Linked DNA regions of Homo sapiens: region 2 is linked to region 1. Evidence: chromatin contacts called from ENCODE Hi-C or POLR2A ChIA-PET data. All regions are on one chromosome and are shown on one strand. The core of a region is the stretch at or near the end of the contact, and the rest is flanking DNA. Distances in the headings are between cores, read along the strand shown. Region 1 overlaps FOXP1 (forkhead box P1). Region 2 overlaps FOXP1 (forkhead box P1).

Region 1 (5,026 bases), core at 2,029-4,528:
GCAGCTGGTAAACAGGGAAAAGCATGGGGGGAAGTGAACAGGGATGGAAGGTTTGTCTTGATTAGTATTAAAAAAAAATGTTTTACTTTCTAGAAAATTGTAACTTTGAAGGGGACCTCCTACTAAATTTATTTTTAACTGCTCTATTGAAAATTCTCTACCACTAGTCAACATTATCTCTTAGTAGCTCAGCACAGTATTTCTTTATTAGAAGAAATCGGCACGAATATTTTTGACTGAAAAATTAATAGCTTTTGAATTCATACACAGCAGGTTTTCTTTTGCAAAGAAGTCCAATATCGCTGCACAGCACTTCTATAACCATTTATTTAGAGTCCAAGTCAAACCTTTGACAGCTAGAGCAGCGCTACAAGCCAATATAAAGAACTCCAAGATGTAAACCAACAATAGGCCGTCTGTGTGAGGTTTGCCATTGTCAAATACATAGATTGTTTGGATTAGTTTATGTAAATGTACTGTTGTATTACCCTTTGAAAAAAAAAAAGATCACATTTGTGTATGAAAAGTGGTTCCCTTCACAGGCAGCATTATAAATTCCTTATCCTTTAACTTACATGTAAGAAGTAAAAATTGGTGCCTGACAAGCAGATATTGTGTGACACTCTGTTGTCGGAGTGAACCTGCCTTCTTTTCATTTATTGGAAAATAGAAAATTTTATTAAAGATACCATCTTATAAATCAGGAATTATTAAAATATGTATAGGTGAGGCATTGGGAAATTAATTATAAAAGGTAGACGTGTAATGTTTTGCATAAATTTTCACTTCTTTGCCAAAAAGAAAAAAAAAAGGGCACACACATACAGCAAACCCTTGATGCTTTCAACTTTAAGGGCCCAGAGCTATCTGGTGACTGATTCTCATGTGCAAAATATTCCCTGCAGTCTGTAATTAATTTATTCCGCCCTAAATAATAGAATGCATGGCGTTTGTTTGAATGAGTATCCTTCTAGAATCTTTAATTTGAAACAGGCAGTCACCAGGATTCAAATCTAACCATAGATGGGGACTTTCATGTTACAACCTTGCCAGTAAGTTCATGAAGCTTTTTCTTTTTTCCATTTCTGTGTAGAAGAAACCTCGTGTTTATTTTAAAATTCTTAGTCACTAAGTGATAGAATGCTTTGCTGTAAATGTTGCTTTTCACTAAATGCCATTTGGGTGTTAAGTGTCATTTGCTGTATCCAATCATCCAACCAGTCCTCATTTCATTGCATCAAAGAAACTGCTAAAACGTTCTTAGATTGTTTTTACATCAGCTCATAGACGCATTTTCTGGATCTTATTGTGGGACTCATCAGATTTGGATAGTTAGAGGATACGCTCATCTCGGGAAGGTGCCCAAGTTTTTGGACATGGATCTGAGGAAGAAAGCTTATGGGTGAACTGGGGCAGGAGCTCACGGGCTTCCCATCCCTCAGACTCCTTCGACGGCCTTTCTTCCTGCTTGCTATCACATCTCTTTAAACCTAAGTAAAATCTTCCTTTCAGAACAAAACCAAAGACTCAAGGTGCAGGTTGGTTATGGAAAGGGAATTTCTGCATTTAAAATCAAACTATTCCATCAACAAATATTTCTTGAGCATGTGACATACGTGACAAGTAGTCAGTCACATGAGCAAGGCCCATCCCTGCCATGGAGGTGTTCAGAGTCTGGTAAAAGAAATAACAGATAAACTACATACATACTCACACAGTCTCACTTTCCGTGAATTGCACTACCTGTAAGTAGAACAGCTGACCCAGAATGGTAAAGTCAGGGGAGATTGCTGGGAGAAATGATGTCTAAGCTGAAACCTACAAGATGAGCAGGAAGAAATGGTAAGAGGTCAGCCTTGTGAACCTTTCCTTAGGTTAAGAGTGGGTGCCCAGATCGGTCCCTCTGATTGGTGAGTATCAGTGTAGAGGAAGAAAAGGAATAGCCAACATCAGTTAAGACAAGCTTTTCAAACTTTTAATTTTATAAAGACTGGACCCTGCGTGGACGTATGTAGTATGTGTAAGTTGACCAGAGCAGCCCTAAGCTCTAGCTCTCAGGTACATAGAGCCGAAAAGCAGTTCTTACATTTAGAATGGCCACATTTCTTGTTATTTTAAAAGATTCTATTCTTTTCTATGGAAAGAAAAGCAAAAACAAACAATAGTAAACTGCCCTAATGAAAATGATTGATATTCTTTTGTTCCAGACTCAGTAAACATTCTCAAAGTAAACACCCAAATGTCTTGCTTGGAGGTTAATTTCTCCGTGCTTACTCTGTGGAGAATTTGCCAAGATACTTCATTTGGGGGAGGGAGTGAAAAACTAAGAGGACAAAACAAAAACAAAAAGAAACATGTCTGTGATATGATGACTTTATTAAATTACTACGGATTTCTTAAAAAGACTTTTCACACTCTGTCATTATGTCAGGAAAACACTGTAAATCGTATTTTATAATACTGAGTACATGAGAAGAACGCTTTGCTTTAGGGTATTCCTGCACATCAGAGAACAACTTCTGCTCCTGGAGAAACCACATTCTTTTAGATTTGGTGGGCACGTAATTACAGTGTAGGTGGTATATTCTTCTTGACGAAAATCTTATAAAGCACTTACAGGAACTTGGATATTTGTAATGAAATATAGTATTAGATTTTCATTTTTATACATTTTCTTTTCCTCTAACCATAGCCATTAGGACTGTTTTGAAAGAGTTTTTAGCTCCTATAAAAACAAAGTGCCCCCCCGAAAAGAAAGGGTCTTTTAACTCTTCAAGGATCATTTGGGCTGCCTGGGTCCTTGCTTTAGAGTTGGAGAAATAATATTAAGCAGTCATAAAAAGGGATTCTTAGGCACAATACACAAAAGCTGTTTTATATACTGTTTTTCATTAAGTGCCCCACCCCCACCAACCTTTCAACTAGAATTTTTTTGTTTTTGCTTTTAGTATCCCTGCCAGTACCACCACCTTCTAAGTAAGTCATAACCTTCCACGAGTTCGCTTCTCTAAAACAGGGCCAGGCTGAGATGGTAAAGGAAAGGAAAGGAAAGGCTTGTAACAAAGGCTGCCACCCATTGTCCTGCCCTCCGCACGGCCTGGTAACGTCCCTCCAGCCTCAGAAAGGCCGTCTCTGAACTCAGTGATTCATGCCCAGAAATGACACTGCCATGCAGTTAAAGCAGGACTTGAGCTGGCTCAGGCCAGTAAAACAAGAGCAGAAAAACAAGTTCTGTGAGCCCGAAAGTCCCTACTACGCAGTTGTGTCCCTTGGTGTTTGGGTTTCAGGTTTGTCTTTTGTTCTCAGAATCTGTTTTCATGTGAGGCAAGAGCACAAACAAAAATAAAAATGAGTTCTTATGGGAATACTTACAAGTCTGTTTCTGTCAGGGGTTTACATCAGCAGTTTATTTTTTTAATGTGAGTGACTCATCATCTTTAAACAGGAGGGGAGATTACTGTTAAAAACTAAAGAAAGATTAATTAATTAAAAAAAAAAAGGGACTAAGCAGAATAGTGGGTAGCCAACCAAGTTTGAATAGTTTCGATGGCTAAAAGAAAAGCTGATGCCTGAGAGTACAAATAAATTTAAAAAATAAAACCCTACAGCAATTTTAAATGACATAAGAATTTAACTTTTGGCCAGAGTTTCAAAGAGATTATCTTTGCTGAAATCATCACATGATGGAAACTTGCCATGTAGAAAATATCAGAGTTACTGACTTTTCTAAACATAGCAACTTCTTTTAAATAGAAAAGGAACACAATAAGAAAAATAGGCTTTCCATCAGGAAAAGAAACCCTCCCAGTCCATTCCCTTCCTGCCCCATGCCCCAGAAAAAATTATCTTTTAAAACCTGAACTGCAATCAGAAACACAAAGCACATATGCTTTCATTTCTAATTGATGATTACATTAAGATTTAATAGTTTACAATTAAGATGAATATTTCAAGATTACAGCAAAAACACACACCATTCCCCATTTGCTCTTCTGTTCTAAGTCTGTAATTAATTTTTTTTGGGGGGGCACTCTTTTTTCAAAGAGGCCTTAATTAAGAGAGCAGGTTTGGTTTGAACACAGAGCCTGCTTTGAGTCTTTCTTCTCCATTCTTTCTCTCTCAACCTTCCCTTTCGAAGATGGTTTCTCCTCCAGACAAGCATGTGATCATCAAACAGAAGTTTAAAAGTTAAGAAACTTCTGTACCAGTTGACAAGGTTGACATTTCATTAACTTGTTGGTTCAGCCTTCAAATGATTTTGTGTGGCAAAGCACCCTGTGTTTGGAGTGTACAGCTTTTTCTTCTTCCTTCCCTCACGGGCTAGTCATGTTTAATTTGGAATCTGGGCTCCTTTGGCAAATTAGCAATTAGAACAATTTTGTGGGAATATGTATATGTGTCATTAGTTTTCCTGCAAATTAATAGCAAGGGCAGAGGTCAGGCAGAAATTTTCCACTTGACTGCAGCTCCTCTATTGAGACTTGGCACTTGGTTTTGGAATGGCCACAGCTGCTCTCAGCCACCCTCTTCCTCTAGGAACTGTCTTTTAATTAGTTTACCTCATAGCCATCATTACAAATATTACTGCCTCCCCTCCTCGAAATAAAATTACTGTTTCTACAAAATATTCCAGTGACATCTTGCACCACTGCACATTGATGGTGGGGTCAGTCGAATGCAGCATTTAATCATTAGATCACCTCCATCCGCGTCTCCTAATTAGAGTCCTTACAATACATTTTTATCTGGTAATTAGCTGAGATTGGCTGCTTCCTCTGTGGCTTATTAGAGACAGCCCAGCAGTGGGTGTGAATCACGGTGTCATTTGTCAAGCCTGGTAAGCCCCCTCTCTGCTCTCTTCTGGCTCAGTATTTATTCCCACTTGCTAATGTTCAAAAGCCTCCAGAAAATTCTACCTTCATCTCTTCCTTTGTGGATTGTGCTAACTTGGAGGGATTTTATTTTTCGCTGTTGCTTTTTTTTTTTTTTTTTTTTTTTTTTTGGTAGAAAGAGTCCTAGTGGTGCG
Region 2 (5,352 bases), core at 1,031-3,530, 87 kb before region 1:
TCTGGAGTAGCTAGGACTACAGATGCATGCCATGCCTGGCTAATTTTTTAAAATATTTTAGAGACAGGGTCTTGCTACATTGCCCTAGCTGGTCTTGAACTCCTGGCCCCAAGTGATCCTCCTCTCTCGGCCTCCTGAGTCAGTGGGATTACAGGCATGAGTCACTGCACCCAGCCCTATTTCTGGTAGTTTTACATAGGATCCTAATTGTAAGCAGGAAATACCTAGAGATTAGTCCTTTGCTAATGTAAAATGTGCACTTGGTACATGATAGGTGTAAGGATACCAGTAATGATAGCTGTTGTTGTTGTCGTTGTTGTTGTTGTTGTTAAACTACAGAGGCTGGGCGCAGTGGCTCACGCCTGTAATCCCAGCACCTTGGGAGGCTGAAGCAGGCCGATCACCTGAGGTGTCGGGAGTTTGAGACCAGTCTGGGCAACATGGTGAAACACCGTCTCTACTAAAAATACAAAAATTAGCCAGGCGTGGTGGCAGGTGCCTGTAATCCCAGCTATTTGGGAGGCTGAGGCAGGATAATCGCTTGAACACAGGGGGCGGAGGTTGCAGTGAGCCAAGATGCGCCATTGCACTCCAGGCTGGGTGACAAGAGCGAGACTCCATCTCAAAAAAGAAAAAAAGAAATTATAGAGAGATCTCATCCATCTTCCTCTTTGTTTAGCTGAAATGTGCAGGCGCAGAGAGGTGACGTGACTTGCCCACAATCACACTATTATTCCTGACAAAGTCATTAATAGAATCCTAAGTCATATGTAGTACTCCTGTACTATCTCAGAGTTAAACAGCCTGCTTGAGGCCTCTGTGGACTAGAAAAGATGTGCTGACCGCTTCAGCGGCCTGTAGATGAGCCCCAGTACTTGGAGCTGTCTGGAAACTACATGAACCGTCAAAGACTGGAAAGTGGAGACACCCAGGGTTGCTCACCTGGATGCCTGTGTCAGATTCCATTCCTGAGTTCTTAAACACACCCTCTGTTCTCAACCTCCCTCTCCCACCCGCTCCCCACTAGAACTGGCCTTACAACCTTTTTTTCTAGAAAAGGAGACAAACCTTGAGACTTTTATGTGGTCACTCTTAAAGACAGGGTGTGAGTGTCTGTGTAATTGGTGACTATTAGGGAAAGAAAAGCAAGCCATAGCGAGCGCAGAGCCCCGGAAAATGTTTTCTGTGTAGCAGCTTCTATGCCACACAGTGTGGAAGGCAATTATCTTGGAGGGGATTCCACAGCCCTGTGCCGGCTTCCCCGGTGTAAGATTTATTGTCGGCTGGATTGGGTGTTCTTTATAAGACCATTTACTCGGCATCTAAAGCGCTGTCAAGAGTGCTACTTCCTGAATGCTTTTGAGGTTGCAACTGCTAAGCTTCATTTTCCCGTCTTGGAGATATATTTTTGAAATGGTATGCAGGGATTTGTACAGGCCTTGTGCTTCCCATTGACACTGACAGGAGTTGCACTGTTAAACCCCAGCACGCTGCTGCAGAAATTTACCCCCTAATGCCCAGAGCCCTCCTTCAGCTGGGAGTCTGGCCCACACGTGCGCGGAGGGTTCCCGTAGCAGGGGAGAGGGCCCGAGAGTGCCCTTGTTTTGTGTAAGTCCTACCAGCTAATCAGTCTCAAAGTTGACTGTTTTCTTACTGAAACAAAGGATAAGCAAGTACTCTTCTTTTGCTTTTTCTCTTCCGTTTTTTGGATCTTAGGAATGCCAGAAGAAAACTCGAACTGCGAGTCAGCCAAATATACTGTATCGTGAAACCTTAGGGACCACTGAAATGGGAACAGTGGCCCATTACTGCTAAGAAGGTGTTTTATTGAAAATGCGCCGACATGCTCTCCCCGGAGAGTGAGCAAAAGAAGGCAAGATGCCCAACAGTAATACAGGTTGTTCTCTTAGGTGAGCTAAAATATCGAGTTTGGCACTCCCCTGCTGTGAGCGAGGAGGCAATAGAGTAGACGAATGTGCATTTTTACATTAAAAGTGCCATATTTCACTAGGGGTGTCCCCCTTTCTCCCCCCATTTTGTTTAAATGTCTTAATTTATATATTCCAGTTAATAGTTCATTACATGTCCTTTCTCTGTCTGGCTTTAAAAGTTGTCTTTTGAATAAGTTGAAGTAGTCAAAATTTCCTAATCCTGGCAGGCTTGCCAGCAGAGGGCAGGCGTAAAGAAGGTTTTGACATGAGGGTGTGTCAACCTAGGGTCAGAGGAGGGTGGTGTTGCATGGGAGGAAGATGTGTGAGCATTGTTCTGAGGGCAGGATGGGACACGCTCCCTTTGCCTCTTTGCAGGCCTGCTGCACACCACAGATCTCTGGAAAAGCTGACTGTACTAAATAAAGGTGGTCAGTTGCCTTTATCTGATATTCAGCGATTTCTACATAAGTAAACGTTAAAAAAATTAAAATGTAATTTCATTCCCCAAGAGCCGTCTTTTCTTTCCCCTTCAGTGCCCCATTTCTGGTTATGCTTAAAAATCGAGGGTTTGCCTGTGGGTGGGCCAAAAATACTGTCACTCTTCGGGAGGGAAATAACAAATTACACTTGGTGGTGGTGGTGGCAGTGATGTTTTCCCCCCGATATCTGAAGGGTACAGCACTTTGGGACATGCTCTACTGCCCCAAAACATGTACCTTTTCAAGAACTTTGCACACTTCAGTGTAATCTGTTCTAACCCCATGGCAGAAGCAGTCCATTAACAAATTTTACATTATGTTAAAACAGGGGATTATAGTTTCATCATAAATGAGAGAGGGTAATTTATTACTGTCAAATGCAGAGTTAGGAAAGGATGTTGTCATTTTTCTTTTCTGTCATGATTTTGTTTACCTCTGATGCTTATGAATGCTTTTAGAGTAAGGGATTTGTTTTTAGGTTGATGTTTTCCATAGCTCATCATACTTACAAGTCACCTGAATGTTGACATGTCACACTGTGTATATACAAATTAACCAGAAGCAATGGCTTTATAAAATGTTGCATTACATGAAAATGCAAATGGCAATTTGGAAGATGCATTAAGGGGAATTTAAACTCCTATGGAACAGTGAGAACTCAGTGTTTTCCCTTGGCCAAACTTGCAGGCACAGAAGAAAAACAACATAATTAGCTTCATTGTCAACATATGCATAACAGTGACATAAACAATATCAATATGGAGCTAACTGCCTTAGCTCCCTGTAGATGGATGATGTATTAATTTATATTTTTAAGTAAAAGCACTGCTTAAATCAAGACAGAATGGTGGTTCCTTGGAGACAAATCCCCAGATCTCAGGAATGGGGCATTGCTGTTGCAATTTAGTAACTCTAATTGGCTGCCCCATTGCCATTCTTTGGAGAAATACTTAAAGCAGTCCTCCTTCTGGGGAGGCGCGCTTTCCTGAGTAGGCCATCAGGCATGTTACTGGGCTTACATTTTGTATTCCTGTTGCTTTAGCTTTCTCTCTCCGGAATTGGAATCAGTTGGTTGAATCTCTTTAAGTTCTGTCATTTCAGAATATGTCCTGGATACTCCATTAAATTAATTGGAAAGGGGAAAGAAAATGTGTGTTGTGTTAACACAAGTGTTGTTCAGAAGAAGACAGCAAACTTGAATTAAGGTTTTGGCCTCTGATCACACAGTTGATTTTTCACCCCATGCTCGTATCCTTTCTCTAGTTATTTCCAAGCAGCTTCTGGCAAAGCAGGCCTTTCGTTGGAACTGAGGACCACGTGGGCCAGGGACCATTGCTGTATCTGCCTCACCACAGGGCCATTCATCAGTGTATGGAATAATGTCCTGAGGAGACGCTCCTCCTGACTCTTCCTTTAATACATCTTATCTCCATTCTCAGCTCTGAATGGGCAGTAAAACCTTTCACTTTCTTCTGTGTTCAAAGCTAAGGCTCAGCAGAACCAAATATAATACATGATTTTAGTCCCAGGTGTGTTATTTGGTGGTTAGAGTTTGGTGTGGGATCATAGTAATCTGTTCTTAAGTGCACAGCCAGCTGCACAATGGACTCATTTAGCAACTGACAGGTTTCTTAATATGTGGTGTTTGAACAAGAGCTGTATCTGTTGTGGGTGTTAGGATGTGGGCATCAAAAATATTTTTAAAGTATGGTATTTAGCATTTCCTTTACTCTTCCTTAAACGTTGGCTTACCCCTCGATATCCCCTCCCCCCCACCACAGGTATTCATTTTATATTATTATGGCTTTTTTTTTTTATAATTATCCAGTATCTGCTTCCTCTTGGAAGCCTGTAGTATATATTTTTTTTTTATTTTATTTTTTATTTTTTAAGACAGTTTCTTGCTCTGTTGCCTAGGCTGGAGTGCAGTGGTGCGATCACAGCTTGCTGCAGCCTTGAACTTCTGGTCTCCAAGTGATCCTGCCACCTCAGTCTCCCAAGTTGTTGGGACTATAGGCATGCACCATCACACGTGGCTAATTGTGTGTGTGTGTGTGTGTGTGTGTGTGTGTGTATTTTTGGAGACGGAGTCCCACTGTGTTGCCCAGGGTGGTCTCAAACCTCAAAGCAGTCTTCCTGCCTTGGCCTCCCAAAGTGCTGGGATTATGAGTATGAGCCACTGCACCTGGCCATGTTTAATTCTTGGGAGAAATCACTTTGCTTTTCTAAGCCTCAGTTTCCTCCTCTGTACAATGAGGGCTGGAATTTGTGTTCAGATTATGACAACTGCATGAGACTGTTAAAACACCCACAATCCAAAATTTTTTTGTTGGCCTTTCTTATTCAGCTTTTCTAAAATGACCTGGTGCTCACAGTGATTAATAAATGGTTTTAACGAAGTCTTCTGAGTTACTATTGGTTTTAACATTTTATATTATATTCCACTTATGGAAGTTCCAGTTCTTCCTGAATCCCAAATACAGGGCAAGTACACAGGACCACAGGAGTTTAGAATTAACCAAAGTGGCCTGGGCATATGTAGTTTATCCAGGTTTATCACTGATGGGACATTTCCTTGCCCAGAAGTAGTCTCTGAGTCACCATATCATCTGTCTGTCTGGAGACAGGGCGAGATGGGCTCCAGGTGGCTTCTAAGTTAGTATGCCAAGCCATTTCCCTCTCTCTTTTGTCACCTCCCCCTTACCCAAACCATCAGCCTTTAAATGCCACCTCCCCAGTGGGCCTTCCCAGACCCCTCCTCCTAGTGATCTCCTCCTTCTTTGTGGTCCCATGGTGCTTACAGCCACCACCGTGCAATTTAGTAGTTGAGTAAGCACTGCATTGCATCACTCTCTAATTATTTTGTTTAAGGCTTGTCTCCACAGCTGGGTCATGAGCGTCTGTAATGTTGTTTGCTTGTTTATTGTTTGTTTTGATGCACC

Evidence for each region. A loop is a pair of places that touch in the nucleus more often than their neighbours do. ChIA-PET counts read pairs that join two places held with the same protein, here RNA polymerase II (POLR2A). Pooled maps may share reads with other maps.
Region 2: a map of breast epithelium shows a loop between it and region 1 (4-fold over the local background). The contact joins two enhancer-like sites. A Hi-C loop is called at or near these places in 11 of 168 maps with a recorded cell type or tissue (IMR-90, PC-3, ascending aorta and 7 more), 1 of 37 single-sample maps with no recorded cell type and 18 of 50 pooled maps. POLR2A ChIA-PET finds 5 or more read pairs at or near these places in 13 of 52 experiments (BJ, CD4-positive, alpha-beta memory T cell, HepG2 and 9 more).

What each region holds. Positions count from the first base shown.
Region 1 is chr3:70,981,168-70,986,193 of GRCh38, reverse strand. All of the region lies in intron 14 of FOXP1 (forkhead box P1), which reads left to right. Among named protein-coding and RNA genes, the nearest start is that of FOXP1-AS1, 310 kb to the left of the region's middle. RefSeq lists an enhancer at 1-956. Within about 2 kb of position 3,278, at least 23 of the 41 ENCODE cell types and tissues checked have a DNase peak (open chromatin) inside an H3K27ac peak, as active enhancers do; they include breast epithelium, where a contact is called at or near this core.
Region 2 is chr3:71,066,864-71,072,215 of GRCh38, reverse strand. The region is part of intron 7 of FOXP1 (forkhead box P1); the gene reads left to right. Among named protein-coding and RNA genes, the nearest start is that of FOXP1-AS1, 220 kb to the left of the region's middle. Within about 2 kb of position 2,280, at least 6 of the 41 ENCODE cell types and tissues checked have a DNase peak (open chromatin) inside an H3K27ac peak, as active enhancers do; they include breast epithelium, where a contact is called at or near this core.